Linked DNA regions of Mus musculus: region 1 is linked to region 2. Evidence: chromatin loops called from intact Hi-C (ENCODE). Cell type or tissue: heart. All regions are shown on one strand.

What was found. A loop is a pair of places that touch in the nucleus more often than their neighbours do. Peaks named below come from ENCODE experiments on the same cell type or tissue, not always from the same donor. Only the 100,000 strongest peaks of a DNase experiment are listed, where the experiment ranks them.
Region 1: it touches region 2 in a loop (2.2-fold over the local background); 2 of 42 quality-filtered maps call a loop at or near these places.

Annotation. Positions count from the first base shown.
Region 1 is chr14:76,009,002-76,014,001 of GRCm38, reverse strand. Gtf2f2 (general transcription factor IIF, polypeptide 2) reads left to right here and starts at 3,137. Exons shown (of 8, transcript NM_026816.3): 1 at 3,137-3,322. The coding sequence starts at 3,257. Gm36429 (a long non-coding RNA gene) reads right to left here and starts at 3,256. Exons shown (of 2, transcript XR_383601.2): 1 at 2,919-3,256; 2 at 1,890-2,092. In heart, no CTCF peak of the experiment used is centred here; a DNase peak (open chromatin) is centred at 3,061; H3K4me3 peaks cover 2,348 bases; H3K27ac peaks cover 1,193 bases.
Region 2 is chr14:76,108,575-76,113,574 of GRCm38, reverse strand. Gpalpp1 (GPALPP motifs containing 1) reads left to right here and starts at 2,760. Exons shown (of 8, transcript NM_026177.3): 1 at 2,760-2,958. The coding sequence starts at 2,871. It overlaps Nufip1 (nuclear fragile X mental retardation protein interacting protein 1), which reads right to left and starts at 2,684. Exons shown (of 10, transcript NM_013745.5): 1 at 2,249-2,684; 2 at 1,578-1,651. The coding sequence starts at 2,642. In heart, a CTCF peak has its summit at 2,537; a DNase peak (open chromatin) is centred at 2,724; H3K4me3 peaks cover 2,426 bases; H3K27ac peaks cover 1,696 bases.

The DNA.
Region 1 (5,000 bases), 100 kb after region 2:
GTGGCCAAGGCAACTTACAGGAGAAAAGGTTGACTTAGGGTTTCCATTTGGATAAGTAATAACCCACTTCCTGGTACCAAGTCTGTAGTAGTTACTTTCCCATGGCTGTGATAAAACACCATGATCAAAGACACTTATTGAAGAATGACTTTCTTTTGGGCTTACAGTTCCAGAGACCGTAATGGTGGGAGCAGATAGCAGCCAGGTGACTGAAACTGGAAGTTGAGAACTGAGGGCTCACAACTTCAGACTGCAAGCCGGAAGCTGAAAGAGTACACTCAAAATCATGTGAGATTTTGAAACCTCGAAGCCTGACCCAAGGGACATACTTACTTCAGCATTGCTAAACTTTCTAAGCTTCTCCAAACATCCACAAACTGGGGACCAAGCATCAAATGCATGGTCTGTAAACATAACTTTTATTCTCCTGTTGTAATTGCTGTCTGGGCGGCTTACTGCCTCCATCTGCTAGCCTAGGTCTAGGGAGCCTCTGGCCTCCATACAATCTTACCTGGGCCTAGAGTGTTTTCAGCCTTTGAGACTTGCTGCTGGGTGAGATCACCCTTTCTAGTTTTTTTCTGAGCCCTGACTGGCTGGTTCAACTCCGATGTTCTGGCTCAAAACTACTCTCCCAGCTGACTGATTCAATCTGGCTTTTCTCTTGGCCTCTAATTGATCTGTTTTGCTTCAAAATATCTCTAGAAATCTTTTCTAATCTTCTGGCTCCTTCTCATTCTCTTGCTTGTTGTGTCTTTACCTGTGTCCAGCCTGTTCTCTCTTCAATCTGTCTCTGTAAAAACTCTCCTGGTAACACTGCCTCCTTCTCCCTCTCTCTGCTCCACTCTCCCTCCCGACTCTACTTACTGCTCTCACGAGCTCCACTGTATCCTGTACTGTACTCTCTTCTTCCTGAGCTGCCTGTCTCTCCCTGAAGTAGCTTCCCTCTCCTCTCTCTCCCTGTGAGAGTTGGCTATATCCTATTCTGTCAGACCATTCTCTGACTCATCACCTTGTCTGCCACCCATTTAGACATCACTTCCAAGCATGGCTACTTCCTCCACCAAATTAACTTTACCTTCATTGTTTGAGATTAAAGGTGAATCTAAGGGTTTGCCTGTATTCCAGCCAGAGGGATTACAGGTGCATACTAAGGGCTGAGCCACACCACAACTAGAAACAGGTTCAAATATCCTGTAACAGTGGTCTATGAGGAGATATCTTATCTAAACCATTATATCTCTGAGCCATTATAGCCATGAGCTTTGTTAAGTTGGACGGTTTACCTGTGTATGTTCAATGTAAATACTTTATCTTTAAAGCCATTCCTGGGGTGTGCCAGGCTCCTTTGTGTTCTTCTCACATATACTTGAACCAAGACTAAAGCACTTCTCATAGGCTCACCTTTTAACACTTTAGGCCTGTTTCCAAGCTGTTATAAGAGAATGCAACTTTTCTTTCCAATGAGTGCCTGGTCTTTTCCATCACATTAGTTTTGCCAGCAGATCTCAGAGACCTGACAGTTTTCCCAGCCCTTATGCTGCACAGATATAGACTCTCTGCAGTTTTGTGCATAGCTCTGGTGTGTGATTCAATAAATTACTTGCCATTCTTCCAATACCTTACTGCTTGTTTCTCTTCAGCAAATGTTCATTCAACCAAAGCCTACTGACATCCCACAGTATGTCAAACACTGTGCTGGGTGCTGTGCATATAAAATGAATAAAACACTATTTTGTATTTGTCCATTCTGCTTCAGCAAATCTGGGGCAAAAACAGTACTTTTGTCTAGGAGTTCAGTCAGTAGTGTAGAAAACAAAGATAAACACGCCTCTCATGGTACAGCGTTAAGCATCACACACTATCATATGGGGAAACAGAACTTTATCTAGGGGGACTCTCTTTTCTGTGTGGTCTTTATTTCATTTCCACTTGTCTGTGTTTATAAGTAGAAGTTTGCCAAAGGACAGGGCCAGTGTAAAGATCAGGGAAAGCAGGGCATCTAAGGCACAGGAATTGGTTTGAAAGAGGCTCTGAAATGGTAAGAGGAAGGTCCTGGAGTCTTCAAGCAGGTGGATGGGCTTGGTGTGGAATCCTGTGTGGAACAGAGAGTATAGGAAGGATCAAACCCAAAGGACTCAGTTGAAGCACAGGGTAGAATTTCATTCCAAAGGCAAGTGGGGGAGGAAATTACCAAATGAAGACTCAGGAGCTAGAAGCTGCGGTGAAAGCCTGCTAACTCTGAGAGGCAGAAAAAGTACTCAGCTGACCTTCCCACTCCACCGACTTCTCAGAAGGAAAAGCCCCTTCTCCTTCATGCACTCTTAAATACCCTTCACCTCAAACTCTCTCCTTTCTCTTGCTCATGTTCACTCTCTTGTCAGCTGGCTACTTGCTCTGCCGCCTGATCTAGGGTTGACTTTATTTAGCTCTTGGATTAATGTGCGCGCTAGGTAGGGGTGAGCCAGGCTACCTATACTTGTTTACAGTAAACAGAAAGTTCTAGGATCAAAGGCTGAGCCACAGTTATTAACAGATTCTTCCAGTTCACAATCTCAGGGCTCATAATGTGATCCAATATCCTGCAACCGGAAACTGTTTAAGCAGGGCAGTTGGATAATCAGATCTGTTTCTTACATGGTGGGTCTTACCAACTCAATTAGATGGCATTCAGGTTTCGGCGTCTGAAAGAGTGTATGCTGCTTGCACGGTGTGAATTGATTTTTATGCCTCGAAAAGGCATGTGTCCAGCATACTCACTTGTACTCTAGTGCCCACTTGTGCCAATGTTAATTGGGCCAAGAAAGTGACTTTTTTTACCCCCAAGTCTGTCCTTAAAATGCCTAGCTTCTTTATCTAGGGTTGGGTATAAATACACACAGCTTTTGTCTGTCTAAACCTTAATCTTTCCACTTTGTCACCTTTGCTGTAAACGCACGGTTCAGGATTAGGCTCTTCCTTTCCCAGCACTCGAATCCCAAGATTGCACGTTGCCGGGAGTCACGCCCATCTAGGAAATTGCCGGAGCAGGAAGTTTGTCCCTCTCGGCGCGCTGTCCTGACGTAGTCGTGCGCAGGCGCAGTTCTTCATTCGGCGGCGTGTTCTTCTCATCTAAGTTCCTGGTTCCCGGGCTGTGTGCGACGCCGGCTTTTCGCGGTCTACTTACTCCCTTGGCCGGCTCTGGACTGTCGCTCTCTGCCTTTCAGCGCCGGGACCACTGCTTGTGCGCGCACTGCACGCCTCCTCACGCGACAAGCTCATGGCGGAGCGCGGGGAACTCGATCTGACGGGCGCCAAACAGAACACCGGCGTGTGGCTGGTCAAGGTGAGTGAGACGCGAGCCCCGCGGGGCGCTTCCGAAAGTTCTGGGTCCGTCTTGCTCGGGCCACCGCTGTTCTGAGAAGCGGGTCGCTGTTGCGTCCGTTTGCAGGTTGGAGAAGTTACTTTAGGGGACACAGGGCGTCTTTCAGGCCGTCTCTCAATTTCATCCGCCCACCATGGAACTAACTCTCTTTACCGCCAAGACCTGGCCTTCCTGGAGTCCTGACCCGGTGGTCCCCGAGTGGGCAGTACATTTACCCCAGGTCGGAAAAGTCCTTGCGGTTTTCTTTTTGGTAAGGTTAACTTTAGTTATGAACGTGTATAAATTACTTGAATAGATATTCCGTACAGTTTTCTGGACCACAAAGTGGAGCTGGTCCCTGTGTACTCTGTTGTTTTGAAACAATCTCTCTGTGTAGACTTGGCTAGCCTGGAACTCGCCATGTAGACTCCTGTCGCTTTACACGGCTAGTGTTGCCTGGGTTGGTAATTCAATTGGAGCCTTCGAAAGACCTAGAAGTTCTGAATTCAAAGAGAAGTTGTTGACTTCGTGTTTTTAAAGAGCGAGTTTAGGATTCATGAAACCAACCAGCAGTAAATGTTTTAAGTGGTCATGCGGCAGACCTCGTTTGCCCCAGTGGTCGCCATCTATTCGGGTCACTTTTTTTTATATGGGGTGGGAGGCTCTGTGGGGAATCTCATTCTGAAAAACCATATTTAAATGGGATCATGAAAGTTTCCCAAACTTGTTTTTTAAATGGTTTATCTTTGTAATGAGTGTTTTAAGTCCATGGCTGAGTTCTCATCAAGACAAAGTGTTTCTTCCTGTCCTTTTCTCTGAAACAGCTCTCGTCGTTTGCCAGCACAGCAGACTATGTTAAGTTCTTCAAACCCCTGAACAGTTTCTAGTGCTCCTTTGTACCTGTCTGTATCTATTGTTGATGCCCCTACCCCCAAGTCACTTTCTTTGCACTTTGATTAGTGTTTGGCACATATTACTTTTCCAATATGTGATGAATATAAGAAATTGAAAAGGCACACGCCTTTAATTCCAGCACTCGGGAGGGAGAGGCAGGTGAGTGAGTTCCAGGACAGCCAGAGCTATACAGAGAAACCCTGTCTCGAAAAACCAAAAAGAAAAAGAAAAGGCTGTATGTCAAAGAGACACAAACTAAAGTGGGTAGGAGTTAGTCCTGTCAGTTTCATCGGCGGGCGATTAATGAAACACACCTCTGGGTGTTTCTGGTGCTGTTTCTGGAGGCAAAGTAGGTCACAGGGCTATGATCTAATTAAGGGATTAGTTACTCTGTTGGTGGATTTATAATGTGACTTCTCTGGGAGGTAGTGAAAGGTAGTGGGGCGGGGCCTAGTTGGAAGAAGTAGATTCTGGCTGTATGTTCTTAGGGCTGCCCTGGCCCTCTCTGTATCTCCTCTATATCATGGCCACTGTGGAGTGAGCTGCAGCACTTTTCCTTGTTTTTCCCACCATGACAGATAGAAACTGAGATACCCAGTGCAAAATAAATCTTAAATTGTTTCTGTCAGATATTTGGTCACAGTGACTAAGTCTGACTAAAACAGAGAATACAGCAAAGGGTTATAAGTAACAGGAAAAACGAAAACCTATTCTCTCCTTTCCTTTCCCTTCCCTTCTCTCCCTCTCTCTTCATCTCTCCCTCTCT
Region 2 (5,000 bases):
AAAAAAAGGTTGCCCAGTCAGAGAGAGGCCTCAGCGGGTAAAAGCACCTGCTGCCAAGCCTTAGGACCTGAGTTCAATTCCCCGGGACCCACATGGTAGGCTAACTGACACCTGCAAGGTATTTTCTTAACTCCACACATACACACCCATTCCCAACAGAAATAAATGTAAAATAAGAAAAAGGCTTTCATAACAATGACAAATACCCAGTATTGAAAAGATGAAAACCTTACAACCAGAACAAAAACATTAATAACACAATATATCCTGTCTGAATTTAAGACATGCACACAACTTGGGTAAATATAAACTCTCCTAAATTAGAAACATTAGATTATAGCTTGAATTTAACAAGAAAAAAAAAAAAAAGGAAGGGGGGCGCTCTGCTTTTATTTCACAGATTCTTCTACACTAAAAAGCAGCCAAGATTGCTGGGCATGGGGGCTCACACCTTTAATCCCAGCACTAGAAGGGAGGTAGAAGCAGGCTGAATCTGATCTACTAATTGAATCTAAGACAGCCAGGGATCTGTTAAACAGAGAAATCCTGTCTCAAAAAACAGCAAGATGCCGGGCGTGGTGGCGCATGCCTTTAATCCCAGCACTCGGAAGGCAGAGGCAGGTGGATTTCTGAGTTCGAGGCCAGCCTGGTCTACAAAGTGAGCTCCAGGACAGCCAGGGCTATACAGAGAAACCCTGCCTCGAAAAAACAAACAAACAAACAAACAAAAAAAACAAAAAACAAAAAAAAACAAAAACCAAAAAACAGCAAGATTATGAAAAATAAAAGATTTGTTATTACAATTTGGCTTGGCTTCCAACTCAGTTAAGAAAAACTTGGGATTCCCAGTCTTCTCCTAAAGTTCCAGCTGTCAGTCCCAATCTTCATAGTTTTTTGAACTAGTGGTTCTCAAACTTCCTAATGTTGTAACCCTTTAATACATTCCTCATGTTCTGGTGACCCCCCCAACCCTAAAATTACTTTCGCTGCTACTTTATAACTGTAATTCTGCTGCCGTCACGAACTGTAACGTAAACATCTGGTATGCAGCATATCTGATCCGCAATCCCTGTGAACGGGTTCTTCAACCCCTAGGTTTTAAATAAACTTCACTGGTTTTAACACTCACATTTATTTGTAAGCATAACCCCTACTAAGTCTGTACCAAGACAGTTGTTTGTTTTTTGTTTTGTTTTGTTTTTTGTTTTGTTTTGTTTTTTCGAGACAGGGTTTCTCTGTGCAGCCCTGGCTGTCCTGGAACTCACTTTGTAGACCAGGCTGGCCTCGAACTCAGAAATCCACCTGCCTCTGCCTCCCGAGTGCTGGGATTAAAGGTGTGAGCCACCACCGCCTGGCACCAAGACGGTTTTAATGTTCTTTCTTTTCCTATAATTTCATCATTTATTTTTCAATACTATTTTGTTTCAACATTTTACTTATAATTAAGTTCCTTAAACATACTACCCAAGTAAAGCTCTCCATGTCCACCACAGATGTGAAACACTGACAGTTACAACTTAATATATAGAGCAGTAACATTCAAGTTCAAAAGGCCACATTTATCATCTTGGAATTACCTTCGTTTTCTGTTTTCTGTTTTGAGGCAAATTGAATTTTGCATCATGTGATCGTGGAAAATAAGAATGTGTAACTAAAAAAGAAAAGAGGGTTTCATTTAAGATTGCAAAGGTACAATTGTTTATTGATCATTTTTTTCTTAGATTAAAAACAAAAACTGTGTAGGTAGCATGGAGTGCAGGTACTCTTGGAGGCCAGAAGAAAGCTATCGGCTCCTCTGAGGCTGGAGTTACAGGCAGTTGAGAGCCCAGTGTGGATGTTGAGAACCGAGCTTTGGTCCTCTGCAAGAGCAATAGAGTCTCATCGCCAACCCATTTCTCCACCTCCCCCCCAATCAATCCTTTTCTAATGCATACATACAATCATTACTTCCTAATACCTAGTTTTATCTCCTGTATCGCGTCTTCCTACACTGAGGGGATAGGAAGCTCTCAAAAGGTATGGATTTTTGTATGTTTTGTTTACTGCTATGCAAGTAGTCCCCAGTTTTATAGTTGGGTTAAATTAATAAAATTTTGGATGAGCAGGTGGCAGGAAACCTAGTGAGACACATTTTGAATACTCATTACCAGCCTCCAAAACTACAGCGCAAAGCTGAGAGATAAAAAGAGAAAGCTGGGAGAGGAAAGAAAGAGAAAGTAAAGTAGGGCCACTAGGAACTGCAGCTTACCCGGAGATTGGTAAGACGTGTGGTACGTGGAAAAACCATTAGGAGACAATCCCCAGTACCAAGGCGTGGAGGCTTGCAAATTCCAGGCCTGCTGGCCGCTGAACTGAGATTGAGCATCGGGCGGAGCCTGGGCATCGAAAGGAGGCTGCGCCGCGGGAAGAATCTGAGCATCGAACGGTGGAAGCGCTCCGGAGGGAGGCTGGGGCAGCACGTGAGGCTGTCCCTTCCGGCTCTGCTCCGAGCCCGCCACTGGGGACGACAGAGGAGGTGGTGGCGGCGGCAGCATGGCCCAGTACACCCAGTTGTCCCGCGGCGGCGCAGCTTCGCTCGGAGTCCCGGGCGCGGGAGTCAGATCCGGGGCCGAAGGCCACACGGCGGGTGCCGGTTCAGCCATGCCACCTAGCAAGCAGCGAGCCCAAAGTGCAACTGTGGAACTATCATTAAGCGTCACTTCCGTTACAGTAATCTGGCCAATGAGCCCATCGCGGGCTTACGTCATCAGACAAAGCCGGAAAAACCTTCGGGCCTTGCAGCAAATCCTGGTCTACACCGTCCAGCCTGGGTTTAGCTAAACTGCGTGTGCAGGTTGGCTTGGGCTTTGAGCGACTGTGCGTCGCAGCGAATGGCTAGGGACCTGATCGGGCCGGCACTGCCGCCAGGCTTCAAGGAGCACGCGACAGTTGAGGACGAGGAACGGGACCCGAGCCCGGGTAAGCAGCAGCGGGCGTCTGCACTCCCGGGAAGGACTGGCGACCACCGTGGAGTGGGCGCGGTCCGCCCTGGGGGAAAAGCTGGGCAACGCCTGAGTGTTTGGGACCCGATCATCGTTAAAATGACTATACAGTCCCAATTTGCTATTATTACGAATAGGACTGTGCTAACTGATCAATCTTCGTCCGGTCGTCTGTTTAACCCTTCCATCAACTGTATAAGAAAAGATGATGGATGGTGCATGTGTTACAAATGATGACAGCGGCTGATGAATCGGTGCCTAAGACACGCAGCTAGTCCGTGATGAAGCCCAAGTTAGAACCTAGTATCTCTATATCTTCAGATTTACAAGACTCTTGCCAAAGATCCTGTGCCTCTCTCCTCCCCGGCCTGACTTCCCGACCTCATTCTATCATTCCATCTTACACAGCAGCCCAGTGCCCACACAGTTCGAGTTTATGCTTTGACGATAGACTTTTGGGGGTGCTATGGTTGTACTTAAATGCCTGACAAAACGTCCTTCATATACCAGTTTAAGCGTCACCTTCCCGAGCATTGTCACGTCTTCCTCCGGGTTTTCCTCTCCCCAGTTACGCTAATATTTAACACATTCTGTTCAACTAATTTGTGGATATCTCAGTCTCCACCAATTCACTGTGTCTTGCAACCTTAACATGCATCTATGCCACATCAATACCTCGCACACTCTTTCATGCTTTTCCGGCTTTAGTGTTTGTTCCAGTTTGAAGGCCGGCGCTGACTCTACTTGGGAAAGAACAAAACTGACAGAATGTTGATCTGACTTTGTTTTTCTGGCTACCCAGAGACTATGTCTCCGGCAGATTCTTCCTTCCAGATCTTATTTCTAGTGCCGTTATTTTTAAAAATTCCCTTTATTCTTTGTTTTAGGAAGGAAATTTCTACCCAGTTAGGTTGAAGAAGTATGAGTGAATTCAATTTGGTAAATCCCCTGCAATTTCTTTACCTATTGTACAGGTAACAGACATTTGGGTAGATTCTGGTTTTGTTTTTGTTTTTAACTCTTACAAAGAGTGCCACTATGCACTGTGTATGTGTGTGCATGTGTATCTATCTGTCTGTCCGTCTATCTATCTCCTCTGTTATACACCCTCAGTTTCAGAATCCTACCAGTTTACCAAAGCCCTCAGTGAGTATAGGAGTTCTGATTGTTCCATGTTCTCCCTAATCATTTTCCTCTGTCTTTTCAATCTGGTGTTTTGAAGCCATATTTTGTAGTAATTTAAACTTGTATTTTCTTGTGAGAAATTAAATTGAACACTTTTCTAATTTTTTATTATCTTTTTACCACTGTGCTCTGATAGTCTTTTGCTTATTTCTTATTGAAATTTCTTTTGTCTTCTTGATCTGTAGTTTGTAAAATTGGCATACACAGCATTAGGTTCCATTATTTATATTCATGTGTTTGTGTGTGGGTATGTGCGTGTGAATGCAAGTACCTGAAGAGAACAGGAGTTGTGTGGACCCTTGAAACTGGAGTTACAGGCAGTTGGGAGCCTCCAGATGTGGGTGCTGAGATCTGAACTTGGGGCCTCTGCAGTGTACACTCTTAACTGCTGCCTGAGCCATCCTTAAGACCGAATTATGTCATTTTTTAAACAAAACTTTTTGTTAATTCTTCTTCCCACCCCCTCTTATCTCTTTTAGCCTTCAGGCATCTCCCATAACCTCCTTTCCCCTTCTGTGTCTCATGTGTGTCCCCTATTCTTCAATACCTCTTTTAACCCCCTCATAATCTCTTTTCTAGTTTCATAGCTTATATCCGTACTCAGCCCACTTAATATGCACTTGTATGAACATCAGAGAGGACTGTGTATTTGCCTTTCTGAAACTGGGTCACCTCACTATAGAACACTTTCCAGTTATATCCACTTTTCTAGAACTTTTGTGACTTCATTTTTATTTACAGCTGAGTAAAATCCCACTGTGTATTTTACACCATATTTCTGCTATCCATTTATCTGTTGATGGACATTTAGACTGGCTTCATTTCCTTCCTCTG